Linked DNA regions of Homo sapiens: region 1 is linked to region 2. Evidence: read pairs that join two places in POLR2A ChIA-PET (ENCODE). Cell type or tissue: PC-3. All regions are shown on one strand.

Region 1 (2,500 bases), 1.1 Mb before region 2:
TCCTTCAAGAAGGATTCCAAAATAAGGCACTGTTATCGTAGGAGATGACAGCTCCACACAGATTATTGTCCCTGCAGACCTTCCAGTGGCACAGGGACAAGATGTAGAGATGAAAAACAGTGATATTGATGATCCTGACCCTGTGTAGACCTACGCTAATGTATGTGTTTGTGTCTTAGTTTTTAATAAAAAGTTTAGAAAGTTAAAAAAAAAATAGAACAAAGCTTATTGAGTAAGGATATAAAGAATGAAAATATTTCTGTACAACTGAACCACATATTTGTGTTTCAAGCTAAGTGAGTACAAAAGAGTCAAAAAGTTTAAAAAATTAATAAGTAAAAAAAGTTATAGTAATCTAATATGAATTTACTATTGAAGAAATGTTTTAATAAATTTAGTGTAAATATACAGTCTTTTTTTTTTTTTTTTTGAGATGGAGTCTCGCTGTGTCACCAGACTAGAGTGCTGTGGCGCAATCTCAGCTCACTGCAACCTCCAACTCCCTGGTTCAAGGGATTCTCCTCCCTCCGCCTCCCAAGTAGCTGGGATTACAGGCATGCGCCACCATGCCCGGCTAATTTTTGTATTTTTAGTAGAGATGGGGTTTCACTATGTTGGCCAGGATGGTCTCGATCTCCTGACCTCGTGATCCGCCCACCTCGGCCTCCCAAAGTGCTGGGATTACAGGCATGAGCCACCGCGCCTGGCCAATATACAGTGTTTATAAGTCTACAGTAGTAGATAGTGATGTCCTAGGCTTTCACATTCACTAACCACTCACTGATTCACCCAGATCCACAGCCACTTTCCATCCTGCAAGCTCCATTCATGGTAAGTGCCTTATACAGGTGTACAGGTGTATCATTTTTTTCCCTTCTTAATAATAATAATTATTATTATTTTGAGATGGGGTCTCGCTCTGTAGCCCAGGCTGGAGTGCAGAGGCATGATCTCAGCTCACAGCAACCTTTGCCTCCCAGGTTCAAGCAATTCTCCTGCCTCAGCCTCCTGAGTAGCTGGGACTACAGGTGCGTGCCACCATGCCTGGCTAATTTTTTATATTTTTAGTAGAGACGGGATTTCACTGTGTTAGCCAGGATGGTCTCCATCTCCTGACCTCGTGATCTGCCCGCCTCAGCCTCCCAAAGTGCTGGGATTACAGGTGTGAGCCACCGCACCTGGCCTCTACTGCATTATTACTATACCTTTCCCACATTTTGATACATAAAAACCATTGTGTTAAGTGTCACAATTGCCTACAGTATTCAGCCTGGTCACATGCTGCACAGGTTTGTAGCCTAGGAGCACAGGCTACACTTATAGCCTGTAGCCTACGTGTGCAGCCGGCTATGCCATGTACATTTGTGTAAGTGCTCTTTGTGATGTTTGCACGATGAAATCATCTAACAACTCATTTCTCAGAACTGACCGGGCATGGTGATGCATGACTGTGTAGGGAAATACTTTCACCCCTTTAGAAGAAGCTATAAATAACCAGGTATAAATGCAGGATTCCTTTCCAAAGACAAATACTGGAAACAAACACAATCAAGGAAGATAATTGATTACTTCAAAAAAACAATTGAGATATGAGAGTAAATTAAATAAGAAGACTGTGACTAGGATAAGTAACCAATAACAGCCCATAACAGCTAACATTATTATTATTGTTGTTATTATTATGAGATGAGGTATTTTGCCAGGTTGCCCAGGCTGACCTCAGATACTGAGGCTCAAGAGATCCTTTGCTTTGGCTTCCCGAGAAGCTGAAACTACAGGCAGCTGCCAGCATGCCTGGTCTGCAATTTACATCTTTTGTACACTACAGCACGTTACTGTTCAAAGCACATACAAGTATTAAGCTGCTTAATCCTTGCAACACTACCAAGAAGTAGGAGTTATTATCATGACTGACTCTCTTCTACAGATGAGGAAACGAGGCACAGGGAAGTGAAAGGCGTGGTGGGACAGGGACCTGCGGTCTGGATCTGCTTCATATAGAGAAACTGGGTTCTTAAGAAGGAAAATGGGCCTTAATTTCTAAATCGTAACAAGTTCAGCCCTCACTCCTCTTTTTTTTTTTTTTTTCACTATCCTGGAAAAAAAAAAGAAGTGGATAGAAAGGTACTAATAACAATGAGTTTAATTTCTCAAATTTTATTATTCTTTAAAAAGGATACATTGGTACAGGAGTAAAGACAAAAAAAATCAAAAAAGAATCGAGTATTCAAAGACCCTTGATGGTGTAACATCAATTATTTTAATTTTGTTTTTAAAATTTTTATTTTCTAAACTCCTATAATAATTGTTTTTCAAATGGGGAAAAAGAACGAAGTTTTTATTACTGCCTTTCTTTCTACAATATATTATTCAATGGAGATACTGAACCTGTATTTGCTACAGGCTAAAGAAAATAAAATAAAACAATCCCTAGCCAGGCAAGGGAGATTTTCAGAGAGGATGCCAACAGGGTCCTATCCCATCAGGCATCCATGACAAA
Region 2 (2,500 bases):
GGCTGGAAGCCTGGATGTTGGAATGTGGACATTTCCTACTAGAGTGGCTTGAAAATCCCCTAGGATCATTCTGGTGGTAGGGATGGGGGTATAAATGTGGGTGCTCCTTGAGAGGAAGGAATGAGCCAAGAGGGATGGAGCCCGGGGATGCAGGGAGAAAGTGGCCTTTGTTTTATGGTTATGCACTCTATCCAGTTTATATGTTTCAGATGATTTATTCAACAAACCTTTGTGTATCTCTTCCTACTTCTTTCCCACTGAGCTAGGTAGGTCCTGGGGTTCCTGTGAGTCCTGGGGCTGTAGTCAGGCAGTTGCAATATCTCATCATTCTCATGCTAATTTTTTCCTGACCTGAAGATTTCCATTGGAAAATGATGATTGCACTCTTCTAATAGAAGGCTAAGTGATTTAGATCTGGGGGCAGGGAAATGGTGGCTGTGGTTCTTCTAGAGGGGGAAGAGGATGTAGACAGGTAGTTTCATCCAATGCATGAGGGCCACAAAGGTTTCTGTGGACCCCTGGTCTTATACTGCAATCCCTTGGTAACAAGGAAATCATAAAACTAGGGGTGACTCATCACCACTGTGATGAGGTGTTTCTGAGTTCAAAGGGAAGAGTCAGTTTAACTCAGTGAAATGGTTATTTTTTGTAATGACATTCATTTCCTTGGTTCTTTGCTTATATGACACCTGGATGTACAAGATGGTTAACAGAATAGTGCTATGGAGGCACTTTGACAAGTCCTGAACCACCATCTGGGTGAGAATATTTGTAACCGGCACAATACTTATACATGAATGGCCACTGTGAAATGGGTTTCTAAGGGGCGATATTATAATTTGCTTTCTTAAGAGCACTGACTACAAAGACATCTCCTAAACTCTTTCTTTGTAAACTTACCAGAAACCCTTGTATCCCCATGGATGAATCCAGAGCTTTTCAGTGGCTCAGGTTTCTCCTTCTAACAGTGCTTGAAATTCCTTCCACAGAGAATGAAGCTTTTAATTCTAGAACCAATGTTCAGATTGTGCAAAGGCATGGATTTAAGGTGACAGCTATTAACATTGGCAAAGTTCTTTCTATTGTGAAAATTGCTTTCATATATATTTGGTTTATTTTGCCCTCCGGACAGTCCTGGGCTTCATTATTGAGTAACTTATTTTCTGTTTGAAGAAACGGAGGCTTAGTGGTTTAAGAAAGCTGATTAAAGTCAAATGGCAAGGATGGGGTAAATGATGGAGCTCTAAGCATTGGGTGTTGGCGTCTGTAATATTTGTGCATGACTGACTACACAGCTCTCCTTCTGAGTCAGTGGCTTTTAAGCTCTTTGGAACCACAGTAAATTCCTTTTACCTCATGACTCAGTACACACATATGACCCACCAAACAGTACTTGCCTTGACCATTCCCCATGCCTTCTAATATTTTATTCTACCCAATTCTGTTTTCTTTTCAACGTCGGGTCTTATTAAATTGACTTGGTGATGCACTAATGGGTCATGATGCAGAATTTGAAAAAATTACACTCAGTTCCTTCCCCAAGAAGTAGAGGAAGGTCAGAAATGGAGGATGGTGGGGAAGGAATGGGGTGTGTGTTTTTCCAGAATAGGGTGGGAGGGAAATGGCCTCTCACAGCCCACTTGTCAGAACTGCTCCCATGTCCCGATCCGACTTCAGAGGTGGGAAAACGTTGGGAGCTGGTGAGGTGGGTGGGGAAAATCACTGTCTGCCACACCTCTCGTTTCTGGCATTCAGTCCACTTTTGTGGCCATCGTTTGTTGTGCTGGTTGGCTCACTCTGCCCAATTCTTCCTTCTGGTTGCCAGTTCTCTTCATATGTCTACTCTTTTACTGCGGGTCGCTCACATCTATAAATGACGGTCTAGGTTGTACAGTCTCGGAGGTTCAAGTGGAGTCTTTTGGCAGCTGTGCAGGCCAGCATTTGCATCCCTGCAGGGGCTGCAGGGGGCCTTAACCCTCCCCGATCAGTGCCTGGTTCTCTGATCCTGGCCAAGCATATTGGTTCTCAAAGTGTTGCCTGGAGTCTGGATGTGGGAATCTGCTTCAGGCCAGGCCAGGTGATCTTGAACCCGAGGAACAGAAGTCATCACGTTTGCTCTATGTCTATCAGGAAAACAGCTCAAAGCACATTCCCTATTCATGTCGGGGCAGTAGAATCTTCCCATTTTCCCAGAGACAACGCGTAATGGCAGGCCAGAGGAAGCTCTGTGATCACCCTAGAGAGGAAAACAGCAGGCGTAAGAAAGCATTTGTCATCTCAAGGCAGAAATCACCCACTTTTTACAAGAATGTCCCACTGTGAAATCAGAATGTTCTACCATGCCATCTGCAACAAAACTGAGGGCCCCCGCAAAGCCCACCATCCAAAAGACATGGTAGCATAAGATAAATGGCAATGATTGCAATTAACAATGGCAGTCTCTCAAGAGTGGGCATGCCTGCGGGACCCGTGTTGATATTTGGATTTGGATTTTTGCTTG

The links. ChIA-PET counts read pairs that join two places held together with the same protein. Peaks named below come from ENCODE experiments on the same cell type or tissue, not always from the same donor. Only the 100,000 strongest peaks of a DNase experiment are listed, where the experiment ranks them.
Region 1: POLR2A ChIA-PET joins it to region 2 with 5 read pairs; 1 of 35 experiments calls an interaction of 5 or more read pairs at or near these places.

The regions. Positions count from the first base shown.
Region 1 is chr21:38,485,049-38,487,548 of GRCh38, forward strand. The region is part of intron 1 of ERG (ETS transcription factor ERG); the gene reads right to left. Among named protein-coding and RNA genes, the nearest start is that of ERG, 12 kb to the right of the region's middle. In PC-3, no CTCF peak of the experiment used is centred here; a DNase peak (open chromatin) is centred at 1,393; H3K27ac peaks cover 440 bases.
Region 2 is chr21:39,632,693-39,635,192 of GRCh38, forward strand. The region is part of intron 1 of B3GALT5 (beta-1,3-galactosyltransferase 5); the gene reads left to right. Among named protein-coding and RNA genes, the nearest start is that of B3GALT5, 21 kb to the left of the region's middle. RefSeq lists an enhancer at 500-1,699. In PC-3, no CTCF peak of the experiment used is centred here; DNase peaks (open chromatin) are centred at 579 and 1,309; H3K4me3 peaks cover 933 bases; H3K27ac peaks cover 2,500 bases.